Regions from separate parts of the Homo sapiens genome. Here region 1 is linked to region 2. A link is a loop called in an ENCODE intact Hi-C map of the cell type or tissue named here. Cell type or tissue: CD4-positive, alpha-beta T cell. All regions are shown on one strand. Links, peaks and the distances in the headings refer to the core of each region. The heading gives the core; the rest is flanking DNA.

The links. A loop is a pair of places that touch in the nucleus more often than their neighbours do. Peaks named below come from ENCODE experiments on the same cell type or tissue, not always from the same donor. Only the 100,000 strongest peaks of a DNase experiment are listed, where the experiment ranks them.
Region 1: it touches region 2 in a loop (2.8-fold over the local background); 21 of 110 quality-filtered maps call a loop at or near these places.

Annotation. Positions count from the first base shown.
Region 1 is chr5:74,928,258-74,944,833 of GRCh38, reverse strand. It overlaps the pseudogene LOC100131411 and the pseudogene RPL39P21. Among named protein-coding and RNA genes, the nearest start is that of FAM169A, 70 kb to the right of the region's middle. In CD4-positive, alpha-beta T cell, for the core only: a CTCF peak has its summit at 9,774 (motif pointing left); a DNase peak (open chromatin) is centred at 9,683; H3K4me3 peaks cover 921 bases; H3K27ac peaks cover 999 bases.
Region 2 is chr5:75,036,969-75,053,544 of GRCh38, reverse strand. It overlaps GCNT4 (glucosaminyl (N-acetyl) transferase 4), which reads left to right and starts at 987. Exons shown (of 4, transcript NM_001366737.1): 1 at 987-1,116; 2 at 1,318-1,376; 3 at 5,508-5,648. RefSeq lists silencers at 1-100, 221-270, 491-740 and an enhancer at 15,770-16,576. In CD4-positive, alpha-beta T cell, for the core only: no CTCF peak of the experiment used is centred there; a DNase peak (open chromatin) is centred at 8,814.

The DNA of each region.
Region 1 (16,576 bases), core at 5,358-13,357, 110 kb after region 2:
TATCTTTTAAAGCCTCTCCACACAAGTTAGTTGCTTCTTCACAACTTGTAATTCCTTGTCCAATTCAGTATATAAGTAACTCACTCTAACTGCTTCTTTGGGTCTTCATTTATGCATGAGGGCTCCCCTGCCATGTAAAACTTGTATTAAATAAATTTGTATGTTTTTCACCTGTTAATCTATATTATGTTAATTTAATTCTCAGACCCAGCCAAGACCCTAAGAGGGTGGAAGTGGAATTTTTCCATCCCTAGAAGAGCAAAAAATTCCCTCTGACCTTCTCCCATCTTCCTTCACTTTCCCTCATTTCTCTCCTGAAGTAAGCCATAGAAAGTAGAACTCCTCTCCCTCAAAGCAAGAAATATTACTGTCTGACCTTCTCCCTTCTCCCCTAAAGGCTGCGAAATGACAGGTGTTTTGCCCTCGACCCCCAAAGGAAGAAATGTTACAGATTGGCCAGGAAGAATCTGCACAAACAGGTCTTAGTGGGTTCCCTCTCAGTTCGTTCTCATTCAATCGTTTGTCCAATCACATTTCTACATGCTTGTCCATTCTCCGTGAAAGAAAACCATAAAACTACACAGTTTTCCTTGGATCTTTGGGTCTTCATTTCAAAAAGCTCCCATGTCACATAAAACTTTGTTAACAAATGTGCTGTGCGTCTCTCTTGCTCACCTGCCTTTTTTTGTAGGAGTATCTGCCATGACCCTGGTGATGGGTAGTACCTTTTCAACCCTACAGAGGCTGCTAGAGCTTGTAAAATGCTGGGAAATACTTTCTCAGAGTCCTACTAATGTTTTAGTTTCTTCTCCTAAGTTATTCTCATTCTTTGGGAAAGATACTTAACTTTTTCTATGGTTTGTTACTGTGGGTTTATAATTACATTTATCTTTTCCTTTTCCAAAAAATAAAACAAGTGTGTTTAATTAATGAAGTTTTTCTTATTAAATATTCTCAAATTGAGTGAACTAGATATGGATTAGTGTTTACAAATGAATTCACAAGCAAAGGAAGTTTACAGATAGAACTCAGTTATCTGCCTTTGAAAGACATCACTGTTGTGTTTTTTTTTTTTCTTTTACCATCCTTTTCTTCTCTCACGGCTATCTTTCCATTCCCTTAAGGTGTGTATACACACATATGTAATCAGTTTGTTAGTGTCAATCATCAAGAATCAATTCATCAAATGGCCAACAAGTGATAGGAAACTGTTGCTCGTAGTTCTTATATTTAGGTAACAAATTATGTCTGTCTTCCCTGAGGGATTCATAATTCAGCAAAGCTGTCAAGCCTCAAAGGCATACATTGAGTTTGTGTTTATTCTTTGTCGTATCTAGACTAATTGGCTGATTTTTAGTTGTATATTGGCAGTAAAATTTTTTATTAAGTATAATCTATATGGACTTTGTGTTCTACTTAACTGTTACCCATTTCAATTTTTAGATAACAGTTGGTTATTGTATGTACATTTCTTTATTATTCTGTCAAAATAAAGGCATCAGCCGGGTGCGGTGGCTCATGCCTGTAATCCCAGCACTTTGGGAGGCCGAGGCGGGCGGATCCCTTGAGGCCAGGAGTTCGAGACCAGCCTGGCCAAAATGTTGAAACCCCATCTCTCCTAAAAATAAAAAAATTAGCCGGGCAAGGTGGCACATGCCTGTAATCCCAGCTGCTCAGGAGGCTGAGGCATGAGAATTGCTTCAACCTGGGAGGTGGAGTTTGCAGTGAGCCGAGATCGCGCCACTGCCCTCTAGCCTGTGTGACAGAGCGAGACTCTGTCTCTAAATAAATAAATAAATAAAGGCATGGACTACAACCTGTGGATTATTACTAGATCAAGTTAATTTTTCAACCTTCAAATATATCCTCTTTATATAATTTGTGACCCTGCCTTGAAGATTTCCTAAGGGAGGAAGTATGTGGACCTAAGAAAGGAATAGGTAAAGGCACAGAGTGGTACATTTCATTGTGTGCCAAGTCTTCCTTCACTCACTCCCTTGTAATGCTGAGCACTCTATTGTTACCTTGTAAGCATTTGAAGCTCTCCATACTCACATCCTGGTGTAGAAGGCAGTTAATGGAGCCTGCAGAGAGCCAGTCAGTGAAAATTGTCTTATGCTTCACCTTTGCCAACCGCTGAATTTATTGAAATGTTGAATGAAATTTAGTAATAGAAGCAGAATGTGAATGAATATCTCCCCCAACAGAATCTTTTTAATAAGCAGATCTCTCCACTTATTAGAACCCCTACCCCAAAGCTCCCTCCAGTGCGACTCCTTTCTGTGGCTGGGCGCTCAGCACCATCGTGCTGTTTCCTGTGCCTCACCTCTGTATTCTTGTCTAATTCTGAAGCTTTCAGGGCTGTCTCCCTTTTCCTGCATGTTTAACTGTTCCATTTCTATTCTCTCAGAGTTAAACGTATGTGAAGGTGATCTTGAGATCTGAGTTGACCACACACTTAGGAGCCAAGAGTGTGATATGGCAGCTATAGAAGTTCTGAAGAAGTATACCATGCTTGGCTGGGCACGGTGGCTCACGCCTGTAATCCCAGCACTTTGGGAGGCCAAGGCGGGTGGATCACCTGAGGTCGAGAGTTCAAGACCAGCCTGACCAACATGGAGAAACCCCATCTCTACTAAAAATACAAAAATTAGCCCAGCGTGGTGGTACATACCTGTAATCCCAGCTACTCAGGAGGCTGAGGCAGGAGAATCGCTTGAACCCAGGAGGTGGAGGTTGCAGTGAGCTGAGATGGTGCCATTGCACTCCAGCCTGGGCAACAAGAGTGAAACTCCATCTCCAAAAAAAAAAAAAGAATACCATGCTTGGGTCATATGGCTGCCCTCACTGTGCACAAATTACTAATGCTACATGGCCCACCTCCCAACTAAATTATTACTTTGGAGGAGGCCTGACAATCAAAGTTGGCTTGTATGAGGCAAGTACATGTGCCCAAAATAATCAAGAAAAGGGTTATAGTGACTGGCAAATTCTGAAGGGTTCTTTTCTGTTCATTTCCTAATTCCTCCATATCATTCCACATCTTGAATCTTCACACCTTTTCAGCCTTTCCACACATGCACTAGATCCCTTCTCACCCCTCTTACTCAAGACCTCACACTAGAAATTCTCCCTTCTCTCTCCTGTATTATCAATTTTTTCCTCTTGACTGAACAATTTTCACCAATATAAAAACAGGCTGTCATATTTCCCATATTCTAAAACCCTCTCTTGATCTCACTTCTCCCTCCAAACATTGCCCTAATTTTCTCCTCCTTACAAGCGAGTTCCTTAGAATATATATATATATTTCAATTCTAAGAGTGATAAAAAAAGAATAATAATAATATATACACTGTTTCCAAATTCTTTAGAACCCACTTCAGTCAGGTTTCGCCCCCACTATCTCACTGAAGCTACTTTTTTCAAGGTCTCCAACGATCTCTCTACATTCTTAATCCAATGGTTATTTCACAGTTTTCACTTTACATACCCCATCACCAGCATTTAACACAGTTGATCACTTGAAATAATTGCTTCTTTTAGCTGTTTTTCTTCCTATTCTTCTTCTCAATCTCTTTTGCTAATTTCTTCTTATCTCTTTTGGTGTCTAAAGGTTGGAGAGTCCAGGGTTCAGACCTTGGTCCTCTCTTATCTATGTCCACTCCCTCCCTTGGTAATGTCAGCTGCACTCACTGCTTTAAATTTAATTTTTCAGCTATAAGTGAATGGTTCTTAACATTTATATTTCCAGCCCAGAACTCTACTTTGAACTCCAGACCTTTGTGTCTATTGCCTACATATCTCAAATTTACCACAGCTGCATGAGCTTCTAATAGCCCTCTGAACCAGCTGCTCCTGCAGTCTTCTCTTTCTTAGCTAGTGGCAACACCATACCTCTCACTGCATAGGCCAACCACCTTGGTGTCATTCTGATGTTTTTCTTCTCCCACACCTTGGATTGGGTCTACCAGCAAATACCATCAATTCTACCTTCAAAATATACGTCCTAAATATGATTATCCCCACCGCCATGCCCTGCCCAATCCAAGTCTTCATCATTTCTTGCCTGGATTACTGCATCATTTTTAATTTAATTTTTTTATTTGTATAAATGTAACGGGTACAAGTGTAATTTTGCTACATGAATATATTGCATAGTGGTGAAGTCTGGGCTTTTAGTGTACATCATGCCCATTAATGTACATCATACCCATTAACTAATTCCTCATCATCCACCCCGCTCCCAGCCCTCCACTCTTCCAAGTCTCCAGTGTCTATCATTTCATACTTTATGTCCATGTGTACACATTATTTAGCTCCCACTTGTGAGAACATGCAACATTTGTCTTTGTCTGACTTGTTTCACTTAAGAAAATGGTCTTCAGTTCCATCCATATTACAACAAAATATATTATTTCATTCTTTTTAAATAGCTGAATAGTATTCCACTGGGTATAGATACCACATTTTCTTTATCCAATCATCTGTCGATGGACACTTAGGTTGCTTCTATATCTTTGGTATTGTGAGTAGTGCTGCAATAAACATATGAGTGCAGGTATCTTTTTGATAGAATGATTTCTTTTCTTTTGTGTAGATACCCAGTAGTGGGATTGCTGGATTGAATAGTTCTATTTTTAGTTCTTTGAGAATTTTCCATATTGTTTTTCATAGAGGTTGTAATAATTTGCATTTCTACCAACAGTGTGTAAGTGTTCCCTTTTCTCCCCATCCTCACCAACATATGTTGTTTTTGTCTTTATTAATAGACATTCTGACTGGTGCAACATGGTATCTCATTGTGGTTTTAATTTGCATGTCTCTAATTATATGAGTGATATTGAGCATTTTTTCATATGTTATTAACCATTTGTATATCTTCTTTTGAAAAATGTCTTTTCATGTCCTTTGTCCACTTTTTAATAAGGCTATTTGTTTTGTTGTCGTTGTTGAGTTGAGTACCTTGTAAATTCTGGACATTTGTCCTTTGTTGGATGCATAGTTTGAAAATATTTTATCTCATTCTGCAGGTTGTATGTTCATTCTGTTGATTATTTCTTTTGCTGTGCACAAGTTTTTTGTTTAAGTCCCATTTGTCTATTTTTGGTTTTGTTGCTTGTGCTTTTGAAATCTTAGTCATGAATTCTTTGCCTAGATCAATGCCCAGAAGAATTTTCCCTAGGTTTTCTTCTAGTATTTTTATAGTTTTAGGTCTTACATGAGCCTTTGAGCCATTTGGAATTGACTTTTTTATATAGTGAGAGACAGGGATCTCATTTCATTCTTCTGTATATGGCTATCCAGTTTTCCCAACACCATTTTTTGAAAAGGTTGCCCTTTCCCAAGGGTATTCTTTCGTCAAACTTTGTCAAAGATCACTTGGCTTTAGATATACGGCTTTATTTCTTAGTTCTATTTTGTTCCATTGATCTGTGTGTCTATTTTTATACCAGTACCATGCTGGTTTGGTTACTGTAGCCTTGCAATATAACTTGAGGTCAGGTAAAGTGAGCCTCCAGCTTTGTTCTTTTTACTTAGGATTGCTCTTGCTATTTGGGCTCTTTTTTTTTATTATTCATTATGAATCAGGATTTTTTTAATTTTATGAAGAATGACAGTATTTTGATTGGAATTACATTGAATCTATAGATTGCTTTGGGCAGTATACTCATTTTAATGATATTAATTCTTCCAATCCATGAACATGGGAGGTTTTTCCATTTGTTTGTGTCATCTAAAATTTCTTTCCTCAGTGTTTTTTGGGTTTTTTTGTAGAGGTATTTCACCTCCTTGGTTAAATACATTCCTAGGGTGGTTTTTTTTTGCTGTTGTTGTTTGTTTTGTTTGTTTTGTTTTGTTTTAGCTATTGTAAAAGGCATTGCCTTCTTGATTTGGTTATCAGCTTGATCATTACTGGTATATAGAAATGCTACTGATTTTTGCAGGTTGATTTTTTATCATAAAACTTTACTGAATTTATTCATAAAATCTAAGAGTTTTTTGGTGGAGTCTTTGGGGTTTTCTAGAAATAAGATCATATCATCAATGAACAGGAATAATTTGACTTCCTCTTTTCTAACTTGTATGACTTTTATTTTTTTCTCTTGCCCAATTTCTCTGGCTTTGAGTAGTATGTTGAATATAGGAATGGTGAAAGTAGGCATTATTTTCTTGTTCCAGCTCTTAGATGGAACACATTCAACTTTTTCCCATTCAGTATGATGTTGGCTGTGGGACTGTCATACACAGCCTTTATTATTTTGAGGTATGTTCCTTCTATGCTTAGTTTGAAGGCTTTTATCATGAAGGAATTTCAGTAAATGCTTTTTCTGCATCTATTGAGATGATCATGTGTGGTTTTTGTCCTTCTCTTTATGTGATGAGTCACATTTATTGATGTGCATATGTTGAAACAACCTTGCCTCCCTAGTGTAAAACCACTTGATCATGGTATATTATCTTTTTGATGTGCTGTTGGATTTGGTTTGCTAGTATTTTGTTGGGGATTTTTGCATCTATATTTACCAGAGATATTGGTCTTTAGTTTTTTTGTTTTTTTTCTCTTATGACCTTGTCTAGTTCTGGTATTTGAGTGGTACTGGCCTCATAGAATGAGTTAGGAAAAATTTCCTCTTAGATTTTTTTAAAATCTAAGCAGAGGCTGGGCACAGTGGCTCACGCCTGTAATGCCAGCACTTTGGGAGGCTGAGGCAGGCGGATCAAGAGGTCAGAAGTTCGAGACCAGCCTGACCAACATGGTGAAACTCCGTCTCTACTAAATTACAAAAATTAGCTGGGAGTGGTGGCATGCGCCTGTAATCCCTGCTACTCAGGAGGCTAAGGCAGGAGAATTGCTTGAACCTGGGAGACAGAGGTTGCAGTGAGCACTCCAGCCTGGGTGACAGAGCGAGACTCAGTCAAAAAAAAAAAACAAAAAACAAAAAACACCAAAAGCAAGCAGGAATAGCTATACTTACATCACATAAAACAGACTTTAGCTGGGCGCGATGGCTCACTCCTGTAATCCCAGCACTTTGGGAGGCTGAGGCAGGTGGATCACGAGGTCAGGAGATCGAGACCATCCTGGCTAACACAGTAAAACCCCGTCTCTAATAAAAGTACAAAAAAAATTAGCCAGGCATGGTGGCGGGCGCCTGTAGTCCCAGCTACTCGGGAGGCTGAGGCAGAAGAATGGTGTGAACCCAGGAGGTGGAACTTGCAGTGAGCTGAGATCACACCACTGCACTCTAGCCTGGGCGACAGAGCGAGACTCCGTTTAAAAAAAAAAAAAAAAAAAGCAAAAACAAAAAAAACAGACTTTAGGGCCAGGTGTGGTGGCTTACACTTGTAATCCCAGCACTTTGGGAGGCCGAGGCAAGTGGATCACTTGAGGTCAGGAGTTCAAGACCAGCCTGGCCAGCCTGGTGAAAACCTGTCTCTATTAAACATATAAAAATTAGCTGGGCATGGTGGCAGGCACCTGTAATCCCAGCTCCTCGGGAAGCTGAGGCAGGAGAATCACTTAAACCTAGAAGGCGGAGGTTGCAGTGAGCCAAGATTGCACCACTACACTCCAGCCTGGGTGACGGAGCAAGACTCTATCTCAAAACAAAACAAAACAACACACACACACACACACACACACACACACACACTTTAAATCAAAAACAATTTAATAAAAACACACAAAGAAGGTCATTATATAATGATAAAGGAATGAATTCAGCAAGAGGATATAACAATCCTAAATATATATGCACCCAACACCAAAGCACCCAGGGTCATAAAACAAATATTAGCAGACCCATAGAAAGAGATAGACAGCAATACAGTAGTGGGGGACTTCAATACCACAGTCATAGCACTAGACAGGTCATCGAGACTGAAAAATAACAAAAAAAAAAGGACTTAATTGTTCTTTTGACCAAATAGACTTAGAATGTTATAGACTAATCTGCACACCAACTGTAGAATATATGTTCTTATCAGCACACGGAACATTCTCCAAGACAGACCATATTTTAGACCACAAAACAAGTCTCAACAAATTTTTAAAAATCAAAATCATATCAAGTATCTTCTCAAACTACAGCAGAATAAAACTAGAAATCAACAACAAGAGGAATTTTTGAAACTATTCAAATACATGGAAATTAAACAACATGTTCCTGAACGATCACTGGGTCAATGAATAAATTAAGGTGTAAATTTAAAACTTTTTTGAAATGAATTAAAACAGAAACACAACATACCAAAACCTCTGGGGTACAGCAAAAACAATGCTAAGAGGGAATTTTATAGCATTAAATGCCTGCATCAAAAAAAAAATAGATCAAAAATTAACAACTTCATGTTGCATCTCAAGGAACCAGAAAAACAAGAACAAACCAAACCCAAATTTGCCAGTAGAAAAGAAATCACAAAGATCAGAGCCGAAGTAAATGAAATAGAGACACTAGTGTTATTCCCCGATAACTGTGAGTCTATCTCAGCATTTGCTTATTGGAAGACCCAAACTGACACCAAGTTAGTCTGTAGATTAAATGATACATCTGGCAGAGTGCCCACCCAAGAATTAAATTTTGTCTAAGTTCATCTTGCCATCTTCCTAGCGACAAAATAATAGAAATGCAAATAATCCCAAATAGTGAATGATCTGAGACACTACCTAGATTTAGGTCTCGGGTCCTGACTGTACACATTAACATAGGATTAGTTAGCTTTTTCTAAGTGTGCCAGCACGTCAGAGGTGCTCAGGGAATACGTTGTAAGGGACATAGATTTCTAACCCTGTCAGTAAAATGGAAATGCCAAACTGTCACTTTATCTCCTTCTGGTAATTTGGTTGACTAATTCGATGTTAGATTCTGGTATCTTGACAAGCTTAGCGTTAGCCAGTTACTGGGATGATTTCCAATGCTTAAGGCAGTAATGCCTTATTTCTGCTTTAGCAGTAATGTGACCAGTGCATAACACTCATTAAGGGGTAATGCAGCATTTAATTAATGAGGGGAACTTTCCCCTGAGAGTGCATAGAGGAGATAGCCCAGAGCACAGAGGAGTGTAAGAATCTGGAAGTGACCTGACACTCTGCGCCAAAGCCGCATGGGGTTTATTGGACCCCGGCTCATCCTGGCTTCCTGCGGTGTTGGCAAATTGAAGCCCTCCGGAAGGCATCTTTGGTTTAACCAGCTCAAACTGTTTTGCTCTTTCTGATCTCCACAGAGGATGAGAGGAGCAGGCAGAAATCAGTTGAATTTGTTTTGTGGTAAGAGTTTCTACCAGGAAATGACTGCTCTGGGTTTCCACCAGCTTCAGCAGGAGGGTTAGTTAAATCATTATCCTGCTGGCTGGCATTTAGTCAGTGGACGCCTTTAATCCACAAGGCAGTTTCTAAAGTGTTCAGCTGAAAACAAAGATGCTCTTTACCCCACTCTCTAATGGGGTCCCAACCAGGGTCATTAACTGTCAACCAGCAGATACCGGGTCAGCTTCAGAGGAACTTACATTAGCTGTGCCATTTCCTTTGGAGCTTGACTGGTAGTCATTGACTTTTTTCACCTCATTTCCCGTAGCACTGAAGCAGTTCCGTTGGTAATAGCTGACTCAGGAAACCCAGGGAGCTGCCTAGTGGTGATAGCCATGCCTTGTTTTCCAGAAGCACAAGCCACAAATGGACATATGCCATCTACTAATTGTACTATTGCTGATTTGTATTTATTACATCTCAGAGTAAGTAACAGGCTATGCAGAGCCCCCTAGTGTTTGACTCCACAGAAATGGTATTGATCTGTCAAAGTTTCTTTACTTATCAGTATGAAACAGTATTGTGTAAGCTCTTTGCTCCAAAAGGCCATTATGAAAAGAGGCAATAACAACATGGTACGCCAGACGTGATATGCCGATGCCTCTTGCTTTGCGAGAAAAGACTAGATGGCGAGGTCCCTAGTAGACACAAAGGTTCTGGCCAGGATTTTTAATGGCCAGTTGTATAAATAATTAAGTGAGGAAGAGTAGAGAGTATCTTAGTGTATTCATTTCCTGCTGCCGTTGTAACAAGTGACCACAAATGTAGTGCCTTAAAGCAATACAAATTAACATACAGTTCTAGAAGTCAGAAATCTGACTGGGTCTCACTGGACTAAAACGTGTCAGCACGGCTGTGTTACTTCTAGGGGTCTAGGGGACATCTGTTTCCTTGCCTTTTCCAGCTTCTAGAGGCTTCCTGCATTCCTTGGCTTATGACCCCCAGTCAGCAATCCTCTGCGGCTGTAGTCACATCTTCTCTGACTCTCCTGCCTCCTTCCTTCCCTCCTAAGGACCCTTGTGATAATATTGGGCCCACCAGATAATCCAAAATAATCTCCTCCAATGCAAATCTCTTAATTTAATCACATCTGCAAAGTCCCTTTTGCCATGTAAGGAACCACATTCCCAGGTCCCAGGGAAAAAGACATGGATAGCTGTGGAAAGCCATCATTCTGACTACCACACCTATTAAGGTAATTGCTGTTCTTCCCTCTCAACATTCGAGTTCTTTCAAGTTCCTTTTGCCATGGGAAGACAAAATAGCAATGTAGATATGGTCCCTCAGAGACACAGAATCTCATCTTCCATTGTCAAATGCAGTTTCAATTACTCAGGCAACGGCCATTTTAAAGGACCATAAAAGATAATGGCACCTCCTGGCTGAACAGATGGCCTCTTAGCACAGTTCCGAGTTAGATGTGATAACAGTTTCACGGCTGGGAAGCAAGTGGGGCAAGAGATGGGACTGTTGGAAGGGTAAGATGGTCTCTGAATTGAATCCTCTGCCTTAATGTCCCCTGAGTTTCTGGGTTATCTGGAAAACCCTCCTAGGAGAAGTCAAGGAGCCTCAAAAAGCAAGAACACCCTCTTCTTTAACTGCCCTCTCCACCCTGAAAAGTTGAGATGTGACAGAATGAAAAGAGCACCAGCTTTGGAGTCAGACAGAAAGGCGTTCCAATCTCTGTGTGACCTGCAGCATGTTTCTTAATCTCTCTGGGCCTTATTGTCCTCACCTGTAAAATGAAAATAATATCTACCTCTTAGGTATCTGATATTTATATCAGAAACAATGTATGTAAAGTTCAAAGGATGCTGTTGGGCTTATGGTAGGTGCTCAAAAATAGTAAGTACTATTATTATAGTAGTAGTCGTCGTCATTGTTGAGGATCTGTTGTTACAACAGGAAGTAGAGATTGGAGTCAAAAGTCTGCCATGAAAATTTTAACTGGTTGATATTTCTCACATTAGTACCACCACTAGACATTTGACCAAAGCACGTGAGAAAACTTAAGGGCAAGGATGATAAACAAAAATGACTCTCTCTCTCTACACTTCCACCCCCGATTTCCTGTGCTCTCCCTATCCAAACACTCCTCTGGAAGAAGTCTTGATGGTACCTTCTTAGGCTGTAAGGAAAAGAATTGAACACAGTAATATCCTCAGCCTTGAAGATGTTCAGATTTACCCAGTGGGAAACAATTTCATTCTTCAAATTATTTGCTGAATTAATCTAATTTTATTCCCTTCCATCAAATTTTCAGGTTGGAAGAGGTCCCATCTGCTCTTCCACTGTTGAGAACTAACTGATATCGAATCATATTGGTGGAGCTCAAAATGTCACTGGCAATGCCGACGGGAGGTCGTGACTTTAGATCTACAGCCACACGGGCTTACCTTCAACCCAGCCCACTCAGTTCCTGGCATAGATGGACAAGTCAAAGACTCCCCTAAAGAGTGGGCCCTTTCGTCTGGCAAAAAAAAATAGATGAGAGTAGAATGTCTGCCTCTTGAGGATTAACCTGCTCCAAAATAAGCCCAAGGAAGCTAACTGACCACACTTAATTCCTTCCACTAAATTTACCAACCGGAAACTCCCCTTCCTCCCAAGGGCAAGAATGTGTGGAGGTGATGGGATAGGCTAGGAAAGTTATGGTAGCAGGAATTCCTTTCTCTCTATCAAAACCTGAGTCCAGGATCACTCACAGTGGGGGGAAGCCAGCTGCCATGTCATGATACTCTCAAGAAACCCTACGGAAATGTCCTTGTAGTAAGGAATTGCAGCCTCCTGCTAACAACCAGCACTAGCTTGCCAGTCATATGTGTGAGCCACTTTGGAAACAGATCCTAGTCCCAGCCAAGCCTTCAAATGCCAGAGCCTATTGTGAGGGATGGGGTTTGTCAGGCAGATCAGATCTGCATTTGACAAGCAGCAAATCAATGAAGTAGATACCTGCACAGCTGAAAGTGGAGGGAGAAGATACAATTGATGTGTTGGGCAGCAAAAAAGGAGGCATCTATTTAAAAAAGAGTACTTGCTAGCCAGGCATGGTGGCGCATGCCTGTAATCCCACCTGCTTGGGAGGCTGAGGCAGGAGAATCACTTGAACCCAGGAGGTAGAGATTGCGGTGAGCTGAGATCGTGCCATTGCACTCCAGCCTGGGCAACAAGAACGAAACTCCATCTCAAAAAAAAAAAAAAAAAGTACCTGCTACTTGAACCCAGAACTGTGTTCTACAGACAAAGACACATTCTCAGTTAGAAAACTACAATTTCGTTCCAGGATACGCTAACAAGTAGAGTTTAGTTTTCTTTATTCTTTCATTTTCTTTAATTTATATGTCTGTGTACAAGCACGCTGCTTTTGTTCTTGGGCTTATTAAATTATTTTTACTGAATGGCCAGTGATATGTTTTGATTGGCATCAAATGGAAATGGGGTGGGGAGAAACCGTTTTTGTTAAAATGCTCCTTTTCTCCATTAATGGCATGGAAATTTAACTTTAATTTTTTTAATGAAAAGTCTCACATATTTATTACTGAACCCAGGCAACCAATGCATTCATAACAGATTCAGAGAGAAAAAATGTATGCCAAATAAAACATGTCCAACTCTCCAGATAATGGTGACATTTTCAGCTTGATATGGTAATGTGATTGTGACGCTCAGACAACATAAATATGTGTGCCATCTCATGTGCAATTACTAATAGACCCAGCTTAGTTCTTCTCCAATGTCTCCTTTTGGAGTTGTACCTGATTTTATTACCAGTTTTCATCTGAATCCACTGGGGAATGGAACGGTTTTGCTTTTGTTTCTTGGCCATGAATCGCTTAATTCTGAAAGTCTTGTGAGAAGATCTGGTGAGAAGCACAGTCAAGTACACACCACGATGGCGGAGAAAAAAAGAGAAGGGGCTTGACACTTTTTTTTTTCTTTTGAGACAAAGTTTTGCCTTGTTGCCCAGGCTAGAGTGCAATGGTGCCATCTCGGTTCACTGCAACCTGCGCCTCCTGGGTTCAAGCAATTCTCTGGCCTCAGACTTCCGTAGAGCTGGGATTACAGGTGCCCGCAACCAAACCCAGCTAATTTTTGTATTTTTGGTAAAGACGAGATTTCACCATGTTAACCAGCCTGTTCTCAAACTCCTGATTATTGTTTCTGCTATTAGCTGTCAGTCCTCTTCACTGTGGTATGAACAAGATTATTTTGTGTGTGTGTGAAACTGATGGGGATGGTCTGCCTGCCGCTCCGTGCATCACTTTCAACACTGTCTTGTCCCAAATCAAAATGAGTTCTTCATTTACAAACTGTTGATTTCTTTTGGGCATCGTCTCCATAACCTTTTCATAAAACATCAATGATTTCTTTATTCCTCTACCCAAACTTTACCATAAGTATTCTTTTTTTGAGACAGTATCTTGCTCCATCACCCATACTGGAGTGCAGTGGCATGATCACAGCTCACTGCAGCCTCGACCTCCCAGGCTCAAGCCATCCTCCCACTGCAGACTCCATAACAGCTGGCCCTACAGTCATGTGCCACCATGCCCAGCTAATTTTTGTATTCTTTGTAGAGAAAGGGGTTTCACCATGTTGCCCAGGCTGGTCTTGAATACTTGGGCTCATGTGACCCACCTGCCTCGGCCTCTGAAAGTGCTGGGATGCCAGGCACGGTGGCTCACGCCTATAATCCCAGCACTTTGGGAGGCCGAGGCGGGCAGATCACGAGGTCAGGAGATCAAGACCATCCTGGCTAACACGGTGAAACCCCGTCTCTACTAAAAATACAAAAAATTAGCTGGGCGTAGTGGCGGACACCTGTAGTCCCAGCTACTCAGGAGGCTGAGGCAGGAGAATGGCGTGAACTCGGGAGGTGGAGCTTGCAGTGAGCCGAGATCACACCATTGCACTCCAGCCTGGGTGACAGAGCGAGACTCTGTCTCAAAAAAAAAAAGAGTGAGCTACAATTAAAGGCTTTGCCAGTCTCATTACATTGGAAAGATTTTTCTCTCATGTGTACTTCCTGTTTTTGTGTGAGTAATGAAGAATGGGGGGAATTATTCCCATACTTATTAGAAATATGGGTTTGGGGCCTACAAGAAATTCTTTGGGATGCTGAAACTGAGAAAGCATCGTTGATAGACTTCTCAACTTGATTACCAATTTTCCTTTCAGGCTGAAATGTGTGCATTTCAGTCAGATGAGAATGAAAGCTTGATCCAAGCTGATCTTTAATAGGCTTGTTTCCAGCATACCTTTGATCATATTGGTCTGTACTACCCATCAACTTTTTTATTTCTGTCATGGGTGCTTCCTGGCCATTTCTTTCATCTTCTTGCCACTGAAACACAAAGTCATGAATATCTTTCTCAATTTCCTGGAAGCAAAAATCTCCAATGTGATGACTTGCAAGTCTTTACAATGTGCCTATGTGGAACACTTCTGTATTGCCTTGCCCTGTTGATCACAACTTCTTCATCATGCATTTGGAAGAGATATCCGGGGAGATCAGGTTCCTATAATTCTCCAACATCACGTCTCTGTATAAAGTCCTCTGGGCAGGGTTCAGGCATTTCCACTTCTCCTGAGATAATTCTATGGCCACATCCCTGAATGTCAATAGACCCTGAGGAAGAGCCATCCCTGACCCCTTTGCTTTCCTCTTCCTCTTCCAGGTTTCTTCCTCGTGTACCAAGAGTCTTTAGAAGTCAATCCACCGTGGTCTGATCTTCACTCCACGGGATCCACTTCCTGATCCAATTTAACTTTAATCTTTACATGCTTTATATTTTTAATGAAGAAAGTGAGGATTTTTTTTTTTTTTTGAGACAGAGTCTCACTCTGTCACCCAGGCTGGAGTGCCGTGGTGTGATCTCTACTCACTGCAACCTCCACCGTAAGTGATTCTTGTGCCTCGGCCTCTCGAGTAGCTGAGACTACAGGCATGTGCCATCATGCCCAGCTAATTTTTGCATTTTTAGTAGAGAGATGGGGTTTTGCCATGTTGGCCAGGCTGGTCTTGAACTCCTGACCTCTAGCGACCTTCCCGCCTTGGCCTCCCAAAGTGCTGGGATTATAGGCGTGAGCCACCGCACCCAGACTGAAAGTGAGGAATTTAGAATAAGCTCAGACTCCTGTAGGACCATAGTACCTTAAATCCTAAAGATGAAAACTCAAAGAGTAGAAATAATAATAATAAATTATACTGATTCTTGTGATTTGGGTTTTTGTGTGTCAGTTGTTTGGGCAGTTAACCCATCATCTTCAAGAAAACTGATAGCAAATGTCCATATAATGTTGAAGGTCTAAACCCTGAAACAAACAAAAAACAAACAGCAATGACAATGAACCTGGCATCAAGAAAGATGCTGGGCTCAGTGAGATGGCTCATGTCTGTAATCCCAGCACTTTGGGAGACCAAGACAGGAGGATTGCTTGAGCCCAGGAGTTTGAGATCAGCCTGTCCTACATGGCAAAATCCCAAATCTAAAAAAAAAAAAAAAAAAAAAAAAAAAAAAAATTAGCCTGTTGTGGTAGCATGCACCTGTAGTCCCAGCTACTGGGGAGGCTGAGGTGGGAGGATCGTATGAGCCCAGGAGGTCAAGGCTGTGATAAGCCATGATTGCACCACAGCACTCTAACCTGGGAGACAGAGCTAGACCCTATCAAGAAAGAAGAGAAGAGGAAGAGGAAGAGAAGAGGAGAGGAGAGGAGAGAAGAGAAGAGAAAGAAAAAGAAAAAGGAATGGAGGGAGAAAGGGAGGGAGGGAGGAAGGAAAGGAAGGAAGGAAGGAAAAAGGAAGAAGGAAAGGAGGAAGGGAAGGAAAGAAAGAAAAGGAAGAGGAGGAGAAGGGGAAGAAGGAGAAAAAGAAGCCAAAACTCTGAAGGCCTCCTAACATTATAACTGAAGGGACCCTTTGTGAACCAGAGAAATAGGCAAAGACAAAACAGAATATCCAGAAAGGAAAGAAAACAAACAAGAGAAAAATATAGTAAAGAAAAATAGCTCCTGATTGTATGCTACATGCTAAACAAATGTTCCTAACATCATCTTTGGAAAACGATCTGAGTTTGAGCCAGCCACAAAGTGCCACTGTTGGTTAGTTAGAACGTCATCCATTAGCTCAGATGGGAGGATGAGGTACTAAAGCTTTGATAACTGCAGATGGAGTTTATATTTTACCATATCACCAACATACCAACAATGCTGTCAAGCAAACAAGGGTGATTAGACTGGAAAACATCAACAAATGGCTTAAATACA
Region 2 (16,576 bases), core at 5,580-13,579:
CCCGCGTTCGGGGCTGGCCCGCTCCCTCTCGTAAGTCGACTTGGCCACGCGGGGGAGCGAGGGTCGCCCGGGGCTGGAGATGTTAACCCGGTCTCAGCCTCGTCTCCGCCGGGACGCCCCGACCCTCTGCTCCTCACGACTTTCGTTTTCCCGCCGGGGAAAACTTCGGCGCCGCGTCCATCTCCAGGCGGCAGGCGGGGGCGCCCTCTCGGAGCCGCGCGGGGAACCGGGCTGAACCCCGGCCTCTCTCCGCGCCTGCAGGAGCCCCGGGGCCACCAGAGCGCGCGGCGGACGGACACAGCGTCACGGGCCGGGTGGGCGACCCGGCGCGCGCCTAGCAGACGCCGCAACTTCGGGGCTCCCCGCGGCAGCCGCCGCCTGCGGCCAGACGCGGGGAAGTTCCCCGAGGCCAGCGGGGGGAAAGGGCAGCGGGCGGCGGGCGCGGAGCGTGTCCTGGATAACGGGCGCGGGCCGCGGAGCCGGCTTCCTGGGCTCGCGGGCGGAGTGGAGCCGCCAGGCTGGAGTCGCGAGCGCGCCGGCGCCGGGCTTTCCCGGGACTCTCCCCAAGTGCCAAGAAGCGGCTCGTGGGCGCGCCCTTGCCGGGAGCAGGGGCATCCCGCCGTCCTGGCCCTTCAGAGCCCAGCGCCGCCCAGCCTGGCCCGCGCCGCTGCGAGGCGCAGGGGGCCCGGGGGAGCTACTGAGCCCGGCTTCGTGACGCTTGCCTTTCGGAGCCGCTTGCCGCTTCTCCGCAGCCCTGGACCAGAGGGGACAAGCGATGCTGCCCGAGCCCCCGCCCCTGGGCTTCGGGACAGGGACGCGGGGCGCCTGAAAGGACTGCTACCGCGGCTTCTGCGCCAGGGCAACCGGGGCTGGAGGGGGCCTCCGAGTTGTTCTTTGGGGGCGGAAGCTGCGGGCCGCGCCTCCCAGGCCGCGCCCTTCCCAGAGACCAGTTTCTGGGCTTTTTAAGGTCAAGTTTTTTGTGCCGCAGAGCGGGCCGGGATCGTCTGCCTGCGAGGTGGCGGTGCCTACCACAGCGGGTCGGGAGCTTCTGGGATCCGAGCCGAGAAACGGGACGCTCGAGTCCATTTGCAGTCTTCACGTAGGAAACGGTGCTAGGTAAACGGGGCGAGTGGGTGTTTTGTAAATTTAAAGACTCAGCTTTCCCTGACGGGGAAGTTTTCCGAGTCACGTAGTCTGGGAAACAGTGTATTGTCCCCTCGTTGGGCAGGCAGAGAGGCGATATTGGCCTTGGGGCACTTTTTAAATTCATTTTTTTCTTTTTCTTTTTTTTTTTTTTTTTGTCTTTAAAAATGGAAGAACAACAAACCAGAAGATTAACAGAGTTGGGGCTAATATAATGCGTTTAATTGTCTCATGTGAGTAGACAGAAGTCGCCCTTTTTGATCTTGCATTCATAAAACATGTCCCTATTAAAGCATCAATAAGCCTAAAACATTCTAGAAACTAACAGTTCATTCTGACAGCTTTTGTTGATAGTCTCTTAAGGAAGTAAAATCTTTAAAAGTGAAAAAGTGAATCATTATAGAGAGCATATCCTATGTTGCACTTTCTAAGGATCCAATTTTGTGTGAGAAATGACCAGTTAAGATGTGTTGTTGATTTATCTCTTTCTGGTATCAGGAGAGAAACAATAGCCAAGGAACTGTGTGGCCGCTGAATTTTCTATGGGGAGACTGAAAGGAGTTTCCTGCTGCGGGGTGGTGGTGGGATGAGAAGGTTTATACTCTTTTCTTTGGGGGAAAAAGTTTATACTGATTTGCTAAATGTCACATCTCCTGCACAGAGGTAGGTGGGGTGAATGGCATAGTCGGGCAGTCAGAGTTAGCACTTTATGGCACCTGGCCAAGTGCCTTCAAGATAAGCAGGCCATAAATACAGGTGCTTCCCAAACTGACTTTGAATGACCTATGGTTGTTTTCTAGGAAGGGAGAGGGAGAGAGAGCAGGTAGAGGGCCCTGTACCTGACGGTGCTGTTTCTGCCTCATCCTTGACCCACGGGTGCTGGGAGCATGACCTGGTGACCTGGGGCTTATCACAGCACCACATAGGAGAGGTAAAACGGAGTCAGCTTCAGGGGATTTCCTTCTTAGGCTACAAGGCGGGAAGAAAGCAGTGAGACAGTAAAAATGAGCAAAGCAAGGCTGAAAAGTGAGTTCTTCAGGCCACCTGTGTTGAGCACTGGCTGTGAACCAGGCTGTGAACTGTCCCAATGTGAACAGCGCATTGGCTGCTGTGAGGCGCAGATGTGCTGCAGCTCACTGCATCTGTGCTGAGGCAGGAGGCCTTGCTGGGGAGACTGAAGGTGGGCTCAAGGATGAGTGGGAGCTGTGTAAACTAAGCAGCCATGGGGGAGGGGAGAGGTGAGAAAGGGGAGTATTCCCATCCCCGGGAATGGTGTGTGCTGAGACCAGAGGAGAGGAGAGCCTGAGAGGTGGAAGAAAAGACAGGTTCAGTATGACCTGAGGGGAGGATGGAGAATGGCACCGGGGAGGCCAGCAGATACCACTGCCAGGTGATGCCAAGGGGCATTGTGGCGAGTGGATCCTCAGGACAGTTTCACACCTGATAGTACGCAGATGAGATATGGATTAAAAGCAAAACAAAACTCCAGCTGCCCCGTGGAGAATGGACTTGAGGAGCCCCTAAGTAGACAGGGCTGGGTCAGAGGGTGCAGGAGGCCTGGCAGTTGAGACTGAGGTAGTGCCAGTAGGGATGACACGTTGGGCGGATTCAAGGCCGGCTCTGGAGAGACCTGGGGCTGAGTTTTGTGTAGGGTGTGAGAGCAGATGAGTTTTGTGTAGGGTGTGAGAGTGCAGCGTGACTCCCTCTAAGCTTGGGTGCTGGTATTTACGGAAACAGGGAACATTGGAGGAGGAAAGACAAGTTTGGTTTTATTGGGTCTGGGCAGCTTTCGAGGCTCCTAAGTGGAATGGCTTCCCTAGTGGCCACATAGTGCACTCGCTGGCTGACTCTCCACAGATGGTGGTCCTCTGTACGAGGGGTGTGGTCTGAATCCTGGGGTGGATGGGGTGGGGCGAGGCGGTGGTGTCTGAGGACTGGAAGCTGCTCCCAGAGTGAGAGGTGGGACGGAGGGCTAGGTACTTTAAGATGAGGGAGCCTTAGACATATGTGAATGCGATGGAGCGAGTTGGAAGGAGAAGCTGAACACACAGGATGTCTGGATCCCCTCCCCCTTGGATTGCGATGGTATTTTGATATCAAGCTCATGTAATGTAAACTGTCAACATCTTACAGAAACAGTGTTTTAAAGCACGTGTGACTGCGAGTGATTTACTTCACAGATCATACAAATGTAATGTTTAGGAGAAACATGGATGATAATCACGCAACAGAGATGCAGCATGGCTAAGAGCAAGGCCTCGCAGTGAGACTGCTGAGCTCCTGGGTCTGACTCTTGTCACTGCCTAGCTTAGGACCAGGCCCAAGCTTCCTGACATTCCTGTCTCAGTTTCCTGGTCTCTGAAACGGCACCACACCTAAGGGGTACGTGCTCTACAGCACCTCCTTGTGGGCTGTTGTAAGGATTGCCTGTGTGCATTATGCAAGCACATAAAGTGCTCAGTAAACCTTAGTGCTGGTGGTTTTATTATCATGATGCCATTTCTATCATTTCTGGTTGTAGAATCTGAAACGTAGAGAATGTTGAGAACCTGTCCAAGCCCATACAGCCAAGGAATGGCAAAGTTAAGGCCAGGATCCGATTTGCCTGACTCACAAGGCAAGGCACCTTCTACTTAATGTGTCAACAAGTGTCAGGTGCTCGATGCTGTATAAAATTAACTGTAATAAAGGGATCCAGTCACTGCTTGCCAGAGTGTAGTGAAGCAAAGCAGATAACATCAACATTGAGGCTTACAGACTTTTCTCAAGCAATTTAGAGATGTATGTTTTGTATTAATTTGCATTACTTTGCATGTCATTTATATGCATTCCCATATGCTTGTAATTTTCCTAGTGGGATCTAAAGACTGAAGCTTCAAGTATATAAGAGAAAAGAAAATTAATCAGGAATTGAATGCAGCCGTTTCCATCCTAATAGATCTCTGGGGATGGTGGGCTCAGTGTGGGCATTTGGAGACAGGATTGGATCAGTATTTACTATTTTAGATGTGGGGAGCCAGATATCATTTGATAAAGGTAGCTCACAACTTAATATGTTATGAAGTTTGATCTGCTGAACGTAACAGAAAAATACAGGCAAAGTGGAAGAAGACCAGAGGAAAAATGTCTACCATATAAGATGCCAGAAAATGAAGCAGAAACAGAAGTCTGCTTTATGAAGCTGAACTAATAAGAAACACTAAGGGGCAGAAAGGAAAGATTGAATTTCTGCTAAGCGATATGAAATGTTAAAAAGAACAATCTTAATCACAAATGTGTGAGGCTTCAAAACCAGTAAATTCTTCCCAATGTGGATTTACTGAGAAACAGGCCATCGGGTCTTAGTGGAATCTTAGAACTACAGAGTATTACAAAAACAAACTACAATTTTGTTACTTAGAGCAGCGGTTCTCAAAGTGTGGCCTCAGGACCAGTTACATCAGCATCGCCTGGGAACCCGTGAGGCTCAGCAATTTGTGTTTTAATAAGTTCTTTAAATATTTAGAGCCAGCTTTCACTCCTCTATTGAGTCATTACTTCTTCAGCTTTAACCTTTCCAGGTCCGTCTTGTGGTCACTAGCTTCTCACTGGGCTGCTTAACTTCTATCAGTTACTACCCAGCAGAGGGATGTAGCCAGACATGAACTCATTTCTCAGGGTGTCTGCTCAGTACAGAGCAGAGTGGGTTGGTCCCTTCCTTAGTCCCAAGGTCTAAACTGTGGAAATGCTTTCCTTTTTGGGTGGTACTATTCATAGAAACAAGGATTTGCAGCCTGCATTCAGCTTTCGCATTCTGCAGCTTTGTGGTTCGCATGCTGTCCAGGAGCACGATGGTTTTGGTTTTGTTTTTGTTTTGCTGCATTTTGCTTTCTTTTGACAGTCTCGAACTAAACTGTGACTCGTGCCAAATGTATGGTCAGCCAAAACACTGAACTGTCCTCTAGAGATGCTCTTGTCAAACCACGTTTCTCCACGAACCACAATTCTCCATGAACCAGGGTTCTCAATTAACGAATACAGTTAATTTTTTGCACGTGTTAGTTTTGTACTTCTCTCTGTTAAAATTTATCTTACTAGATCCAGGTAATCTGCTTGGTTCCTATTTCTGTTATTTTCCATATAAGCTGAGTCTCAGCTTTGTGTCCTTTGCCAATTTGGGTGCTGATATCCTGGTTGAGGGGTTAATAATAACGTGAGCATCTTTGTTAGAGGCCTTCCTCACAGTTAATGAGGCTCAAAAACTTGGCATCTTTTGCAGTCCTTCTGGGTTAACATCAGAGGAATAGTTGTCATCAGTGCAATCATTGTTTGCATTTAAATTACTGTTATTCTAAAGTCCTCCTGCACATGGTTTCTCTTTATAGGGCCCATGTTCTAGAACTACATCCTCGGTCACTGTCCCAGTACAGCCATCTGTAGCACCTCCTCAGTAACTGACGGTGATGTTCCTTTCCCTACGCTGTTTATACCATCAGCCTGGGGTTTTCTTTGGAGGTGACACAAAGGTAAGTTTCAGTTTATTTATAGTCAGATTAAGATGAATTCAGAAGCTTCAGAATAATAGGAAGCAAAAAATTGTGCCTTGTAATTTCTCTCTGCTTTACCTACCTCCCCCAAGCTCTAAAACCTAAGAGTTTTGTGCTAAAGTCTAGATTTAACCAAGAGATTCAGGTTATTTAATTTAAAAAAAAAACCCTAAAATGTTGCTCATACATGATTCTTAGAGGAGTACAATTAGGTAATATAATTGCAGAAAATTGTTTTTAAAGGCAAAAGGCAGAACAACTTTGTGGTAGGAATGCTTTTAGCTGTGGTTTCTAGAGCATGAAAAAGTACCTGGAGTCCTAAACTGTTGTATCATTATCCTTAACTAATCCAAGTCAAGCCTCCCCCAAAACCCCACCCACAGTGAAATTCCAGCCTTAAACCAAACCTCAACATCTCAATAAAATCCAGCCACTCTCCTCCTCCAAGATGCTCCAAAATGCTTCCAAACCTCTTTTGATGCCATGTGCTCCCTTGCCATAGTAAGCAAATCAATAATAAATAAATAAAATGGAAAAAACACCTGGTGATAATAAAGTTCTTTGTAGTCTCAAGTAAATCTCTGTTGTAGGGAAGGCAAAAATTTACCTCTGCACTCCTACAGTTTTTCAGTTGGGCCTGAGAATTAAATTGACTTAAGAAATATCAACAGGAGACAAGCACACAAATTTATTTAATATAAGTTTTATGTGACAGGGGAGCCCTCATAAGGAAATGAAGCCCCAGAGATGCAGTGAGAATTGAACACTTATATAGTGGATTGGAGAAAGTAGGAAATTATAAAAATGTAGCAAGGCAAAAAGAGGCCTGGGCTAGGGTAGTTAACTGGGAGAAGCAGCTAGGAAGATAAGGGTTGTGTAACAAAGTTTGTACAAATTTTTCTCAGCCACAGCTTTCTGTCCTTGATAAGACTGTTAAGTAGACTGTCCGTCAACTTTCTCATTTCACTTAAGGATTTCATCTCCTGCATCTAAGAAACGGCACGAAGGGCAGAATGGTCTTGTACCTGCTATTTTGCAAGTGCCGTTAACTCAAAAGTCAATATCAGAGTGGCGTATTTTGGAGTGGCCTATTTTTAACTCCTTCCCCAGGAATCCTCTGTGCTTCTAGCTCTTTTATTGCTTTTCATTTCCCTCCCCTGTGCAACCCCGTCTTCTCTTGTTGGTTTTCTGGGTTTTCTGGTTTCTAATCTAGTTAAGGAGAAAACTGGCAAGGATGACCCTTTGGAGAATTGCTTCTTGGCTGTGCCCGGGCTTGTCCAGTCAGCCTGTCTGCTCTTGGGTAGGTTAGACCTGTTTCCAAAGAGTCTGCAAGCCCTGACATTTCTCATGGTCATCTACAAGATCTGGACAGTCCACGAGAGAGCAGCTCCTTCAGATTGAAGCAGAGGGGGGACAGTTCGGCCCAGGACCAGAAGGAACAACACCTAGCGGAGTTCCTGTGGTTGCCAAGGCTCCTTTTTTTCTTCCTTCTCCTGCTCTCTGTGTCACTGCAGCATATTTGCAATATTTGTGCTGTGTCCTTTCTCTACACCCCCACATTCTACCTCAGTGGAACAAGGAGGAGCTCACTCTGCCCAGCCATCACCTTCTACCAGGTTCCTTCTTCCTTTAGCCTTTCCAGCAACCCTCCTGCCCTCTTCTGAGGTTGGCAAATTCAGAGAGACATAATGGCAGATGTGTCAGGAGAAAGAAATGGAATGATACACAAGGTAGACACTAATTAGGTTGCAGAGTTACAATGTGAAAAAAACATTAATGGAATGATTGTAGAGCTGAAAGATGGGATGCAGAACTGGAGAAGAGATCCTCAGAAAGGAAGAACATCATTTCAACTGATGTTGAACATTGAATTGAACATCATTCATTGAATTGAACATCCATTCAACATCATGGCAAGAAAATCCCTGAATGTAAAAAAAAAACATTTCCAAATGCTAGCTAGTGACCTGTCTTTTCTGGAAAATTTCTATAGAAAAGAAATTCAAATGTGACAAAATAACTGGGATTTCTTGAATTGTGTTATCAGTCACTTAGGACCTCACTGTTTATTTCTCTCTGCATTCCTCCAGGCAGTAGAGTTTCTAGTTGTATCTCTCCAGAATCTAACACAGTGCCTCCCTAGCACATGGTAGGCACACAGTAAATGTTTGTGGGATGGATGGGCAACCAGGATAGAAACTGGATATCTAAGAATATAAGGTTTATATAGGGGATATTCTTGAACGAGTGAAGGCAGGAATTCAAACAGGTGTTTGTACACCCTTGTTCATAGCAGAATTATTCGCAATAGCTGAAAGGGTGGAAGCAAAGCAAATATCTACTGACAGATGAATGGATGACCAAAATGTAATGTATACATACAATGGAATATTATTTAGTCTTAAAAAGGGAAGAAATTTTGACACACACTACAACATGGATGAACCTCGAAGACATGTTAAGTAAAATAGGCCAGTCAAATATTGGACAAATATTGTATGATTCCTATGATATAGAGGCCTAGAGTAAACAAATTTGTAGAAACAGAAAGTAGAATGGTGGTTGGCAGGGCCCAGAAGCAGGATATTGTGGGGTTAGTGTTTAATTTGTATAGAGTTTCAGTTGGAAAATGACCGTGTTCTGTGGATGGATTGTGGTGATGGTTGCACTACAATATGAATGTAATTAATGCCACTGAACTGTACACTTAAAATTGATTAAAGTGGTAAATGTTATGTATATTTCACCACCATAATAGAAAAAAAGAATATGTTCATCAACTAATTCATAAATAAGAAACAAGAAAAGTTATTTTTATAACAAAGAAGTGAACCAGGTAATACTTGGAAAGTATAGGTTATAGCAAGAAGACAGCAATGACACTAGACCTAAAAAATATTCAAAACTGTGCTACTAAAACTGTGTTGCCTGAATCCTAATATGGGGCAGAGACTTAGAGCTCTTTCATTCTGCCCTCTCCCCATTATCCCTATGATTCTTTTTTTAAAAAATCAATTTTTTATTTTGAAAAAATGTCAAACCTGAAGAAAAATTGTAAAAATAGTACAAGTGGGCCCTTGTCTGATTCTTCCTTCACCATGAGAAGCGTGGAGGCCTTTGATGTGGTTTCTGTACCAGTCTACCCCGCAGAAATCCGTGGCTGTTGCCTTTGGAGATGGTGTCTGGGTGCGGGAGTGCATGCAGCACGCTGAAGCTGAAGCCCAGTCCTTGTTTACAGAATGGCCACTGGTCAATGACACTGGGCTGCTTCAAATGCTTTTGATCCCTTACCATCATCCAGCCCTGTGCCAGGCTGGTTTTCCTGCCAAAATGTGCCCAGTGCATTAGCTCATTTAGTCATCGCAGTAACCGTTTGAGTCAGTGCCCTTGTTCCTCTTTCACAGATGAGGAGGCAGAAGGCTACTAGATTAATGACATTATTAGCAGCAGACTCAGGACTTCAGTTCAGAACCATTGGCTTTAAATTCTAAACCTGTATGATGTACACAGAAGTAAAGCAGGAAGGTAACATGGAGGGGGTCCAGTGTGGGGCAGAAAGAAGAGGAATGGGGTCAGGCAGCAAGGGGAGGGAAAAGGGGCACATTCAGGCGGTGGCTCAGAACTATTCAACATGGTACTTGTTGGGTTGATATCTACATGGTACTGATAGCTATTTGTTGAAAAGCTGGTTCCAAAGTCCCCTGTTACATAACAAGCTCTCAAGAAGACAGCCCACCTGCGAGGTGACCTTCAGGGATTATGTGACCTGTACCCTGCCTGTGACTAGAAACCATACACAGAGGAAGTTTGCCATCAGCTGAAGAGTGCTTAACTGAGGCGTGGCGAGCAGACTGCACAGTTCTTGCCAACATCAGAGTTAATTTGGTAAATCTTGGCATCTGCTTTCCTTCAGATATTTACCTAAAGCCTCCATCTGCCTCTAAATATAGATGGATGAGAAGTTCAGCATCATTTAAGACACATTATTTTGCACTTGGCTATATATAGGAATGTACTGTTGTATAAGTAGCCACTTTAATCTGGTTTAAATTTAATTTGGCTCCTGGACATGCGTATGTATATGTTGGTTAAGCATTTCCTTTTCCTACGGTCATCTTTCAAAGTGCACGTTGCTTAAACATATAAGGGCTTACTTTTCTCATGTAACAGGAATTCAAAGTGGGTGTTTGCTAGTGGTGGTTCAGTGGCTTGAGGATACGGGGGCTGAGGTCTCTGATATTCTCTTGGTCTGTTCCTCATGGTCTCAAGGTGGGTGCAACAATTCTAGCCATCATATTGGAGTTCCAGGCAGAAAAGTGGAAGAAGAAGAAAAGAAAGAACAAAATGGCGTACCTCCTACCTGAATCAGGCTCCTATAGGAAAACTTTCCCAAAATCCCACATTATATTTTATTCCTCTACAATAGAAGTTAGAGGAAAGTCTTTTCAAGAGACATGTTTCTACCACCAACAATATAGGGTTCTCTTAGTAAAGAAGAGAGGATGGATGTTGGAAGGCAACTGGCTCTCTACCAGAGCCATATGTAAAACCCTTACCTATGGATCTGTTTCTGGATTTTATCCCACAGATCTCTTTTTATGCTGGCACCAGACCATACTGTTTTAACATCATAATCTGTTGGAAAATCTGAAGAGTCTGGTTTTTGCTTTTGCTTTGTATACAGTTGACATATAAGTTGGCTTAGACACTTAGTAAACTAAACAATCTTTTTACTTTTTATTAACCTGAAATAAAACCTACGTATTGAGAAAGACCTGTTAACTTAATTAAAACTACGGCTAGAAGGGATCCTTGTAGGAGATGGCTGTTGGAGAGCTTTCTGGAATCATTTCTAGATTTGACTTTTGGTAGGTTGAAATCTCTGCTTTTGAAATTCCTATTGTGGCGGAATTTTCCCAAGCACTGCAGATTTTTATTTCTTCCATCCTTTTAACTTAATTTTTGAATTCCTGAGTCTTAATTTTATTGTGTCTAATATGCACACAAGATCTGAGAGCAATATGTACATTTTAAGCCAAGAAACACACAGATCTTAGCTAAATGGTGAAGTCATGCCAAGAGCTGCCAATCCTGTTTTTCAGTGGAAGTGCAGAAGCATGTTGAAGTCTCCAGCTGAGCTCCCCACCACATTGGAAGAACCCAGAAAACAAACAAGCAAGCTCTTCTCATGACTTAAAACTCAGGGTTTTCAGGGTGATGATTTTAAACTCAGGGTGTCTAATCCATTCATGAAGAGTGTGGTCTGGCCTCAAGCCATTTCTGACATCAATACCCTTGATTCATGTCTGTTTATCCCTGTGCTGCCTCTGCGATGGACATGGAGATTCTACTTTAAATGCACATTTAGAAATCAGTTACCCATACCTCTTCAGCTAGCCATGGAATCTTTGAGGAATTAATTTTGGCCAGTTGAAAAATATGGAGTTAGCCATATAATACCAAAATAAATGCTTCCAAAAATTTCTGAGGGGGAAAAAAAAGCATACCATGTAGATATTAGGTGGAGAAAGTTATTTTCTTTCTAGTGCAATAGATACACATTTTCAAAAATAGACATGTTTTTCAATTCAGTTTTTCTACTTTATAGAAAAAGAAGCCAAAATATTCTCAACCCATATTTTTAACTTAGAACATGAAACATAAAATGTAGTTTGGCTTTATGTTGTGTCAAGCTAAGTGAGAAGGGCAGAGAAGACGGGGATCCCAAGAAGGAATGAAACCTCTTTGATAAAGCTTGAGAGGCAAAGATGTAATGCATTCATTCACCCCTTTTTCATAATCCTTTATATCTAAAAAGAAGCAAACGTTTCATGTGAGCTTTTTCATCAAACTGAAATTTGAAGGCATAAGTATTTTTGAAATTCACCATCTTCTGATATTTTTTAGAATTTTCTTTAGAGAAAAACTGTTAATGTTTTACTCCCTTTTGAGGGTCACAATCTATTACAAAACAAAAACTTTTCATTCAGTTTCATTGTATGTGGCCCTTTACACTTCCTGCTAAAGACTTTAGCCATGTATCTTTGCCCAGCTAGATACACACACAGTCAGCTTTTGATATTTGCCCTGTGGACCAGATGAAATAAAGCCCAGAATCAAGTCTACTGTTTCCCAATTGGTGTGACCATGGGCTGAATTCTGCGCTTCTTTTTGTTGTTGTTGTTGTTGTTACATTGCTACAGCCCAGATTTCCAATGACCTTGAGAGGTCTATGCGTGGGTATGTACATCCTGATGTGGGTTACTCATTTCCCATGTAATCTTACAGGTCCTTTATTTCTGCCCAAATGTGAGAGGCTCCAGTAAAGTTTCTAGCTAGAAGAATTATAATCTATAGAGGTGGTTGATAGAATTATTTTCATGCTCAGTGTTTTCCTTTAGGTCTCTATTCTCCAAATCTTGCAGGTAAAGTAGTCCTTTATTCAGGGAAGATGATGACGTTCATAATTGCAGGCCTAGAGAGAAAGCTGTCAATTGTCATACATTCCACAGGAACATCAAACAGAGCTCCTTTAGTTGAGGGCATCTCAATTCACTGAGCTGAGCCAGTCTCACTGATGTGTGATCTGAATGACAGAGGACTGGCAAAGGCCCTGGGTGAGGGTGTGTTTGTGTATTCACATTGCTGCAGAATCTTCAGTACTGCTTTGTGGGTTCCGTGGTCCTTAGGGATGGCTTCACCAAACAGGGATGCAAGAACAAGTCATTGCATTTTTGCAATACCTGGAGAATTGCCCATAAAAGATAATGAACTTACAGGAAAAGCTTATAGCTTTTGCAACACATACTTACAGACCGCGTTTAGCCAATCATAACTGCATGAAACTGATTGCACGTGCTCTTGGCTGTCTTTTAAATAACTTTTTTGGTTATTAATCTTTTGAAAAATATCGAGCATACTGGGGAAAAAACTCTAAAGATTAACTACATTTCTTCCTGTCTCTCAAAATCCAAGACAGGTGTTTGTCTACATAATTCTGAAACTTTAGGGACAATTTATACTCCAGATATTAACAAAAAAGAATGCTGTCAAGTAGTGAAAAACCAATAATGATTAGAATGTCAGAATGAAGGGAATAATGAATGTACTGTTTTAGAAAAATAAAACCAACTTATAACACATTGACTCTTTCTCAGTTTTCCCAAGAAACCATTCCTCTTGTGGAGGTCCTCATACCTGACATTTGCATACCAAAGTTGTCTTTTTCCCCATGACTTTCACATACATTACATCATAAGACTTTCACAGTTGCACTGTGGGATAGAAAAAACATTATCCCATTTAACACATGGGAAAGAAAGATTTGCCAAGATTAAGTGATATGCTAGAGTCACTTGAAGAATTTTTTGTGGCAGAGCCCAGACTAGAACTTAGGTCTTCTGACTCTGTCCCATTGAGCAACTACCCCGTACCAGGTATGGATGTCTTTAATACTGGGGGTAAAGTAGTGAGTGAGGCCTTCAAAGACCTTATGTTTCTGTCTCAGGACAGGTACTAAACAAGTAAAGTAACTACTCCTTGTAGCAAGTGCTCAGAAGAAAACAAGGAGTGTGATAGGAGAGAGATTTAAGAAGGGTTAATCTGGGAGGCGGAGGTTGCAGTGAGCTGAGTTGGCGCCACTGCACTCCAGCCTAAGCGACAGTGCGAGACTCTCAAAAAAAAAAAAAAAAAGTTATCAGAGAGGACCTGAGGAAAAGCTATTTCTTTTCCTGGAGCAGCTGGTCATGCTAGGATCCAGGAAAAGTAGTCTAGACATGGAAACAGGAGTTGCAAAGATCCTGAGGCAAGGAAGAGACTAGGATGTTCTAGGAACTTTTAGAAGGCTGGTGTTGCTTAGAGTTTTATGAGAAAGACAGAGTAGAATAAGATGAACTCGTAGAGTAAGGCAGCCATGGGAACTGCCTGGGCCTTTATGGACATGAAAAGGATTTCTTATTGTATTCTACATGACATGAAATCCCAATGAAGGGTTTTAGATGTAGGGAGTGGGATTAGGGAGGGGAAGTGATCTGATTTGTATGTTTAAAAAATCATTTTGGCTACAGTACAGAGAATGGATTAGAGGAAAGCAAGGGAAGCCAGGTAAGGTTATTTTGTATCTAGGCAAGAGTTGATGCTAGCTTGGGTTAGAGAGGTTCCCATGGAGTGGAAAGAGGTGGGTGGATTTGAAATACATTTTGGTTGTAGAACAGGCTCTACTACTGCCAGGAGATTGGAAAGGCAGTCTCGAATTGTGGTTAGTAGTATAGGCTCTGAAATTGGACCATAGTTGAAAATTGGACCATGGTTGAAAATCCTTGCTCCTCCAATATACTAGCTATATGAACTAAGGTAAGTTATTTATCTTCTGACTTGATTTCTTAATCTGAAAGATGAGGATAATGATAATCGTACCTATCTCATAGATTTACTGAATGGAGTATAGAATAATTGAATGGAGTATAAGGTAAGAACAATAAGAGGCCGGGTGCAGTGGCTCACGCCTGTAATCCCAACACTTTGGGAGGCCGAGGCAAGTGGATCACCTGAGGTCAAGAGTTCGAGACCAACCTGGCCAACATAGTGAAACCCCCGTCTCGACTAAAAATACCAAAAAAATTAGCCAGGCGTGGTGGTGGGTGCCTATAATCCCAGCTACTAGGGAGGCTGAGGCAGGAGAGGAGAATCGCTTGAACCTGGGAGACAGAGGTTGCAGTGAGCCGAGATTGTGCCATTGCACTCCAGCGTGGGTGACAGAGTGAGACCCTGTCTGAAAAACAAAACAAAACAAAACAAAAAAAAACAGTGAATAAGATCATGGAAATAGTGCTATCTCTTAGCATCGATCATTAGGAAGGGACAGGTATGTGTCGCTGACTCTGGCAACATGAAGGCTTTTGTTGACTTTAGCCAGAGCAGGCTCCATGGAGTGGGGAGTAGAGCCAGTCTGGACCAAATGCCACCGTAAGGGACCTGAATAGGGGCAGTTGGGCATCCCTCCTCTGTCCAATCCCTTGATAGGGAGCAGTTGGATAGACACATACTGCTATGGTCTGAATGTGTTCCCCAAAATTCATGTGTTGAAATTTAATCACCAGTGTGAGAGTATTAAGAAGTGGGGCCTTTAGACAGTGATTAAATCATGAGGGTAGAGCCCTAAGGCATAGGACTAGTGCCCTTATAAAAGATGTTTTGGGGGAGCTCATTCACCTCTCCCCCCCTTTGCCCGTCTGCCCTTTGCCATGTGAGAACACAGCAGCAAGGCACCATCTTGGAAGCAGAGGGCAGCCCTCACCGACACCAAATCTGTGCCTTGATCTTGGACTTCCCAGCTTCTAGAACTGCAAGACATAAAAGCCTATCGTTTCTAAATTATTCAGTCTAAGATATTTCATTATAGCAGCAGGAATGAACCAAGACACATATGTAAAGGGGGAAGGTGTTCCCAGTACCCCAGGAATGAGATGGGGTTAAATGATGGCTAGACACATTTAGAGAAGAAATATGGGCTCAACCACCTGTAAAGTTATTTTCCGTTTTAATATTGCACTTCTGGGCTTCTTCAGGAACTGTGGGTTTATTAATTAAGGATTGGTGGAGAAGACCTAGATACATGAATTCTATTATTTGAATGGTTTTTTTCCTGTAGAAAAGTATGTTTACCTCTGTTAGGATTTGTTTACACTGTAATAATTTACAGACCCAGTTTAGGTTAGGACTTGTTCATAATATACTGTGAAATGAAAGAAACAGGTAAGACAATGCCTATATAGTGAGACTGTTATAAAGCAAAGCCAAAAAAAAAATGTGTTTCTTAAAACCAGTCTGGAAGGATATACTGTCTACAAGATGTTATTGCCAGGTGATGGGCCCCTGGTGAGCTTTATTTTCGTTTTTGGACTTTTCTGATTTTTTTTTTTTTTTTTTAATGAAAGTGGTTTGGGTTTTTTTGTTTTTCTGTTTTTTGTTTTTTTTGTTTTTTGTTTTGTTTTTGTTTTTTTGAGACTGAATCTTGCCTTGCCCAGGCTGGAGTGCACTGGCATGATCTCAGCTCACTGCAACCTCCATCTCCCAAGTTCAAGCAATTCTCCTGCCTCGGCCTCCCAAGTAGCTGGGATTACAGGTGTGTGCCACCATGCCCGGCTAATTTTCTGTATTTTCAGTAGAGACGGAGTTTCACCATGTTGACCAGGCTGGTCTCAAACTCCTGATCTCAGGTGATCTGCACTCAGGCCAGTCTGCCTCAGCCTCCCAAAGTGTTGGGATTACAGATGTGAGCCACTGTGCCCGGCCTGAAAGTGTTTACTTTATAAAAAGAGAATAGAAAATCTTTTCCTTTTAGAGACCATATCTTATTATTATTTGAGAAATGCTTGTCCTCAATTTGTATTGGATTTCTGACCGAGTCATACGTCTCCTTGTGTTTTGCATAGTTGGTATGTTTACCTGCTCACAATCTGATTATTATTTGCTTTTGCAATCTTTTCTCCAGAACAATAAGAATGTAAGGTCATCTAGGCAAGAAACCTGTCTTTCCACTCCTCTGCATGACTCCTGGAGTGCTGTGGGAGTGTGGAGGAACTGCATCTGACTGAGTCATCCTCCCACCTAATGGTCTCACTCCAGAACATCCCCTGGGCTTGGCAGTGAGCGAGTCACCAAGGGAGAATCAGTGACTTCATTGAAATCAAGGAGCTGCAGTAGCAGGATGTTAGCTTATTCAACTAGATCAGGATGCTTTTTAGTGAGTTCGTCTTTATATTGATCTTCTTAACTGGTGATTCTTCTTAGTAAGGCTTTAGACAGAAGCAAAAGCCCTGACATTTCTAAATCAATAAGCTCTTCATATCCTATTTCTCAAACTGATATGTAATAATACAAAGTTTAAGAACTTTAAGGTGGCCTGA